Regions from separate parts of the Homo sapiens genome. Here region 2 is linked to region 1. The links are chromatin loops, found by intact Hi-C in ENCODE. Cell type or tissue: chondrocyte. All regions are shown on one strand. Links, peaks and the distances in the headings refer to the core of each region. The heading gives the core; the rest is flanking DNA.

Region 1 (5,028 bases), core at 1,110-3,609:
CCCGAGTAGCTGGGACTACAGGCGCCCGCCACCACACCCGGCTAACTTTTTTGTATTTTTAGTAGGGACGGGGTTTCACCGTGTTAACCAGGATGGTCTCGATCTCCTGACCTTATGATCTGCCCGCCTCGGCCTCCCAAAGTGCTGGGATTACAGGCTTGAGCCACCGTGCCCGGCCGAAATATGAAATAATTCTTACATGGCATGTATAAAACACACACACACACACACACACACACGCACACACACACACACACACACACACACAAACGAAATCTATTGCCTACACCCTACCCCTTCTCTTGGAAAATAAGTAAACTCTTTCAGGATTCAGAGTTCTGGTCCATACTTTCATACCATTATTATTATTTTCCACTTCTTTTTCTCTGGGTAAAAGCCAATAATTCTGTGCTAATTTGTAGGGCAATCTGAGAAAAAGAGAATGTCAGACTTAATTCCAAACAAATGCTTAAAAAGCACTTAACCAAATGTATCTTTGAAAATGTTTTTCCTGTATCTAGATCTAAAGATAATAATTTTTTGGAAAAAAGTACAAAAAAGAAGCTTTTAGGAAGACAAATGTATTAGAACAGGAAAGCATTATTTTTTTCCCTAACACTCCATTTCCAGGGACTGAGTTGGCTTCTTACTTTCTTTTCACTCTGTGGAAAACTGCTCTTGGAATGTTTCAAAGAACCACAGTGAGTGAGTGCCAAGTGCATTCTGGAATTGATACCCTCATCCCCTCCCCGCCCTGGAGAAAGAGTCTCTCTCTTAGCCCATAGAGCCATGCTAGAGAATCCTGGGGACGCCACCTGCAACCAATGGTGAACTGCATGAACTTTGGTGCTCTGGGACTTGACACACTGGCTAGGAATATTAGACACAAAAGCCAAGGCTTTTCAAATACCATGTGGATATATATATTCCTCCAACAGTAAGCAGATAAACACAGCCACAGGAAAACCAGGAGACAAGACAAACTCCTTTTGTGATCTAGCCTCATTTCATTCATGTAAGCTCTTTTGGGTTTTGGCTGATGCCAGCCCACTCTTTTCCTCTGGCTGCCCTCCCCTGCATGGACCCATACATCTCTGCCCCAAATCAATAGAGTGGTACAAATATTAACAATAGCCTCTTGAGCTTTGAGAATTTACTGCTCCCCACCAACCCAGCTTTTTTTCCTGTTCTTGTTGGAAAAAAAATCCATGTCATTAGGAGTCTTGTATTCTTGACAATCATAACTTTAGGAGATATAATAAACCTTTTTGAAGGTTGATCGATTCTGCGATGAAATTTTAGAATGGGGGAAGCTAAACACATGTTTGGCTTTGGATGGTAAATGGAGGTGTAAATATTTACAATGAACAATCAGATTTCCCACGCTCAGAGGTAGGGTTGTCACTCACAGCTCCAATGGTGATTTCTATCAGAGGCAGAGAGAATGGGGATACTACCTCCTCAATGACAACCATTCAATCTGATTCCTTCGTCTGGATCCAAATGACTAATAGAGTAGCTTGCACTCATTGGTTCATTGTATGTGACACTACATGCAATATACAAAATTATGAAAATTAACACAGTGGTATGTGTTTTACACCAAGAAATACAACAGTAGGACTTCAGTACTCCTGGAAATATATCTTTTTTTGTGCTTCTTGCTAGTACATTACTTCAGATGCTAATGTAAGAATGTGCTTATTTCAAGAGACAGTTTTAAAACATAGTTACATTTTATTACTCCTTTAAAAATGCTTCTCACCAATCCCATATCACTGAGAAGTGTGTTGGTCCAATGTTTTATTGAGTGCAGCCCTTGTCCTATTTATGACCCAGGACTGATGCACCAGCCTATAAATGTGATTTCTCTGAAGCAGTGGAGGACAAGTATCTAGCTGCTGTGACAGGAAGACATGTAACACAATAATTTTGCTGCTCTAAAAATGCTTCTGTTGCCGGCATCCCAGATAGGAAGCAAGGCTTCCCATGGATCATGCATTTGCTGGAAAAGCACACCATGTTTTGAAGAAGCTAGTTCTAATTGGTGCGAAACATTTTGAATTGCTGAAGTTCTAATGGACTTGAAAAACCCCCTGGAGAATCGAAGAAAGAACAAAATGATGTAATGGTCTTTAAAAGATAAAAACGGAATGAAAAAAATGCTTTAATTTATTTCAGAAAGATATGTCAACGCTTAGTTTTTGTGGATAAAGTTGCCAGATAAACCTTTCTCAATTTGGGGGTGGGAAATGGAGGGTGGAGGGGGGGAGTAGAATTTTGGGCAGAAAGAGGACTAGCAAACAATTAGTGCCATCTAGTGGTTGTATAGAATAAAGACAGATTGTTTTCGAGAACTGTACTGTAGTATCACAGAAATGTACAAGCAGGCTAAATTACAGTTCTTAGATTAGGCTGGCTTGAGTTTATATCTCCATATATTCACTAATTAATGAACTTCAAGTGATGTGGCAACAGTTGAAATTAGTTTTGATAGTTAAGCCTAAACAGAAAAGAGTTGCACTCTATATAGAAAATAAGCCCTTTGACATGTTTTAATTTGTCATGTTTCAACAAAGTCCAAGTTAAAACTACCATGATATTTCAAAAGGAAAACCTACATCTATTTCAAAGTATGCCAGTGAGAGTTTTCTGTTACCTGGAAACAATAAACACGTTCTAAAGTTAGGCTACTGAACTGAAGGTCTGCTCAAGAAGAGCAGGACAGAATCCAGTGGTCCAGAAATTTGGATGGGAAAAATTTACATCTTTATTTTCACTACTCTAAATCTGAAATTTAGCATTTCCTTCAATCAAGAACGTCAGCTGCAAACCACGGTAGTGTTAGCAATACCTGAGATTTCGACACCAAAAGAAATGAGACATTTTCATGTCATTACATATGCTATTCATCTACTAAATAACAGCAATGATCAGACCCTCACACCAGTTCTTGTTATTTAACAGGTAATAAAGAAGCAAATATGTTATCTTGTTGTACATTTAGTTTTAAAAACATTTAAATAACTATTTTCACAGTAATTTATTCTCTTCGTAATCCTATGTATTTTATTTAAAGCATTATGAGCATTACTCTGACAGGCAGCCTATAGGTTTTGTTAGACTGATGAAGGAGTTCATCTGCGAAAAGGTAGAGAACCCTGATCTAAAGAGATGGCTCAATCATGAAGTTGAAACACACACAGTTTAGTAGTTAAGAGCTCAGTCTCTGAATCCAGTTGCTTGGCTTCAAACCCTACTTTCTGGTTGTATCTTTTACTTAGCCTGCCTGTGCCTCAGCTTACCCATGTACGACACCCATCTCACAGGAGAGATGTGAGGTTTCAATGAATGGACACATGTAAAGTGCTGGAGTGAGCACTCAGCCCTTAGAAGTTCTCAGTGAGTATTAGCTCTCATCATTATTGTCAATGCAATTATTAAGTTTAAAAACTTCTTGCCAAATCATTAAGATAAATGATCTGAATTTGTAATCTAGACTGACAGCAGTTTTGATTAACAAGCATGCTTTGACAAGTATTTTTCATTTAGAAAAAATATTCTTTATACTTTTAGGCTAATATTTGTAATAACCTTAAGAGTGTAATAGCATCCCCACTCTCAGAACCTCAGATAGTTTTAAGTGTTCGATTCAAAGTCATATGGATGAAGTGGCTAGAAAGCAAATTAAAGTATTTTGGTAATTGTTTTTCACTCACTGAATCTTAAAAATCCCAAAGCTTTAGGCATTCTCCAACTGTACTTAAAAGATAAGGCTTTTTAGAAGTCAAGAAGGATCCATATCTAGATGTGTAGACAGATCTAGTTTACAAGACTAAGCTAACCTAATTTGAAGGTTAATCTCTCAGATGGGAGGGAGAAAGAATAAACAGAACATTCATACATATGAACTCATCTGATCTTTACAAAACCTGTGAATCATGTTCTTTTTCCCTACAAAAATATTTTAAGTGTATTGTATGTTTTAAACATTTGAGAAAAGAGGAGTGAACAAGATAAACAAAGTCCCTGCCCTCATGGAGTTTAATTTCCAAAGATGATGAGGAGACAGGTAAGAATGTCCATTTGGCTGATAGAGAAACAAGTGTTAAGGGATAAACAACCCACTCCCTTAAGTTCCCTTAAGGGATAAACAACCCACTCCCTTAAGCTATTGCATCGCAGCAGATTCGAACAGAGTTCTTGCTAATGGCACCCCTTTGATAATTCCGCTACACTTTCAGCTGCCTGCTGGGAAAAGTTCAGGCATGCTTTTGACAGTGAAGGCACAGCAGTAAACAGGCTGCTCCTGCCACATTACAAAAGTGAGTATGACTTTCTTATTTTTGTTTGTCTGGGATGCAATCGGATTTTAGTGGAAAGGCATTGAAATTGACATAAAAAAATCTGTGTTAGGTTCTTAACTTTGCCATTTCTGAGCATATCGCTGATTTTCAGTTTTCTCACCCCCACCCTGGTGAGAATTAGAGGCATCTCTTGAGACTTTTGCAAGGATTAAATAAGCCAATGTTTATGAACATCTAGAAAAGAGGTTGGTCCACAGAAGGAAGGCAATAAATCTGTAGAGATGATGACACTGAGTATCTAGTATTATTTACTTGTGGAATTAACCGAAAAGGCATGGTTAATGCCTCATCTCCCCCTTAGGGAAATAGCTCTAGTCCTTGTTTAACTTTATCTTACTCTCTAATATGGGAATGATAGCATCTGCCAAACAGGGTGGTGATTAAGGATTAGCAATAGACCATAGAATGCACCTAGTACAGTTTCCAGCATAGAACCAGCATTCACGAAATTGTAGCAATCACGATTATTACTGTTTATGAGTCTAATAAAGCACACATTCCTAAGAATGTAAACTGTTAGAAATTTGGATTGAGATACTGTTGATGGTTTTATTACAAAGACTGAAATGTCTTATTCAAAAATCCTGAAAAAAAAAAACCATGGAAAAGACTAGAAAAAACACTAGGAAAGAAGTCAAATTTAAGTATGGGTCATTTTTCC
Region 2 (2,824 bases), core at 325-2,824, 240 kb before region 1:
CCCCACACCCCAAGAAGCACCAGTCGGGGGCGAGGACCTACTCGATTTCCTTTCTGCAAATGGAGCGCGCTGCTCTCTGCAAATCCTGGCGGAGCTGGGCGGTCAGGCCTGCGGCGAGCCGGGGAGACTTGTCCCTGTTGTTTTGGAAATGCCGCGGTGGAGAAGGAGGTGAACCGGCTTCTGAGCGGCAGAAGCAACTTCTCCGCAATTTGTCCATTCGAAATTGTCTCGAAGTTGTCTCGAAATTGTCCCGGCTGCGCCCACACTTGTGAAACATATGTTAGTTCAGGAAGTATTTTTTTTTTTTTGCCCTGCAAAGTTGTGGTGGCTAACGCCGCGCCATTGTGATTGGAATTTTTAGAATAATTAAATAAATTAGAATTCTATGTATCTCAAATAGCATCTAGAAGTTTCTATAACTTGTTTAGGAATCGCCTTTCCGTCCACTTGAAGATTCTGGGAATCCCGGGGAGGCAGGAAGTCTTGCAAGCCTGAGCCGTTTTCAATGGTTTTCCAGGTTAGGGCGCCCCAGCAGAGATGCTCATCGCCCCCGCCACCCACTCCCTTCACACCCAGCCTAGAGTAGAATGTAACACCCAGAGCAAGAATGGGGGCTGGGGGCCCAGGAACAGCCCTGCCGCTGCTGTGGTCTCTGTCCCAAGATGTAACAGGTGACACAGGCACTGCTGCTTGGGCCTCCTTTCTGGACCCTCTTTGACCCTTGGCTGCTGCACTTTTGGCTAGAAACCCCAAGGGCTATCAGCTGGCCCAAGTCCCTTAGAAAGGGAGAGATCCCAATTGGACAGGGATCGGTGGGAGCAGAGTTCATCAAGGCCAGCTCCTGGGTGAACTTCTCTTCGCCAGGAGGCTGTTTCTAGAGCAAGCTAGACTCTCTACCAGCTGCAGGGTCTCCTAAGTTGCCACTCCCCGGGCCCGAAGGGGAAGACGCTTTCTCTGGGGAGAATTATTTTGCCCCATTTGCTGTCTTTACACAAGATTACATGCGCTATATTGCTGAATAATTTGAACAAATGTGATTGAAAGGAGGTCTGGGTCTGGGAGTCCGATGTCGAGCAGTTTCAGCGTCGGTGCTGTAACATGAGGATAGGACAGAAGACTGCGAAATTACGTGCTGCTGTTCTTTGCTTTTTATTTTCCTCCAGTGACTTTTCCCTTGCTTCTCTTTTTCACCTTCCCACAGTGTCCACTCCCCTCGGCCAGGGCCGCGTCAACCAGCTCGGCGGTGTTTTTATCAACGGCAGGCCGCTGCCCAACCACATCCGCCACAAGATCGTGGAGATGGCCCACCACGGCATCCGGCCCTGCGTCATCTCGCGCCAGCTGCGCGTGTCCCACGGCTGCGTCTCCAAGATCCTGTGCAGGTACCAGGAGACTGGCTCCATACGTCCTGGTGCCATCGGCGGCAGCAAGCCCAAGGTGAGCGGGCGGGCCTTGCCCTCCTGGCTCCCAGACTGTGGTCCCCTGTGTTGGGGAAGACCGGGCGGGGGGTAACGGCTGACATCTGGGGCTCTCCAATGAGTTATTTCTGAGGTTTGTGAAGGTGCGTAAAGGCGCGCGTGTGTGTGTGTACGTGTGCACGCGCCCTGGACACTTCTTGATGAACACTTAGGGAAAGCTCTTGCCTTTTTGCAAAGGAAAAATAACATCTGTTTTTTAAAGCCCATAAGCCTTGCAATCCTCATCAAATTATTTTAATGGATAAACACCTAAAGCAGGCAAGCTCTATGTGCCCACCTGTTGCCGATTTCTTCCCTAAGTGTCTTCCCGGCTCCCACCCATGGCACCGTCCTTTCCAAAACGAATGTAAGGAACTTCTTTAGGTTTTATAATGGTTTGTCTCCCAAACCCCGCCCTCAGTCTCCCCCAGTGCAAATTGTTTTCAATGAGTCAAATACTAGGGTGATCAGTTTTCTTTGTAATAAGCCAATGACTCCATTAAAAAAAAATAAGCAGTTTGGTGCTATCCTTAAATTATTTTTGGTTCTGTTTTTAAAAAGAAAGAGTCACACCAGCTAGGGCTGAGTGGGAGGGAATTACACAAGGTCTGTCTTTTCTTCTAGTTGCCACCGGGCAAAATCAAGAGGGTTATGGTAAACCGAAGACCTCCAAACACCCTCCTCTTCCTTCCCACCTACTGAAACACTTTCACAGCCTTTCTAAGAATCTTTGGAACCTTCTTCTTCTTTTTAAAAAATATATATTGGGGGTAGAGAGAAGAGTCAGTCTCTCTTAATTAATATTTGTTATCGACTCGAAGTTTTAAAAACCCAAATACATACCTTTACATTTCAGTCTTCACTTTAGCATAAATATCCCTTTGGAAAAGCACAAGTTGCAGATTTAACTTGATTTTTCAGCTCCTTTTTCAAACATCGCTTTTTTAGTTTCGTTTTCATGTTGGTTCTGTGTAAGCAGTTGCCTTATTTCCAGGGATGAGAAAGTATAACCCCACCCTACCCCCATCAAGATGTTATAATTCTTCTGAATTTATCCCGGTTGTCTGGGGCTTGTCTGGGGAAGTTAGAGGCTTCCCAGGCTGCTCCGGGATGGGATGGGATGTGTTCTGGTCTGCCCCTTTCTAAAGTGCCTCAGAGAGTTCAGGTCTTTTTGCTCACAAAGGGGGACCGTCCCAGAGGATTCAGCGAGGAGCATCCCGACAGGCCCAGAGGCGGTGGGGCCGCCGCCACCTGGCCCAGGGTACCGGGTACCAACGCCTGCCCGCCTGTTCTCTTAAAGCAGGTGACAACGCCTGACGTGGAGAAGAAAATTGAGGAATACAAAAGAGAGAACCCGGGCATGTTCA

What was found. Hi-C counts contacts between places; a loop is a spot of excess contacts. Peaks named below come from ENCODE experiments on the same cell type or tissue, not always from the same donor. Only the 100,000 strongest peaks of a DNase experiment are listed, where the experiment ranks them.
Region 2: it touches region 1 in a loop (3-fold over the local background); 20 of 110 quality-filtered maps call a loop at or near these places.

The regions. Positions count from the first base shown.
Region 1 is chr2:222,054,722-222,059,749 of GRCh38, reverse strand. No RefSeq gene overlaps it. Among named protein-coding and RNA genes, the nearest start is that of CCDC140, 240 kb to the left of the region's middle. In chondrocyte, for the core only: CTCF peaks have their summits at 2,078 and 2,321 (motif pointing left); no DNase peak of the experiment used is centred there.
Region 2 is chr2:222,295,591-222,298,414 of GRCh38, reverse strand. PAX3 (paired box 3) reads left to right here. Exons shown (of 9, transcript NM_181458.4): 2 at 1,202-1,437; 3 at 2,758-2,824. It overlaps CCDC140 (CCDC140 long non-coding RNA), which reads right to left and starts at 268. Exons shown (of 2, transcript NR_161172.1): 1 at 42-268. In chondrocyte, for the core only: no CTCF peak of the experiment used is centred there; a DNase peak (open chromatin) is centred at 1,384.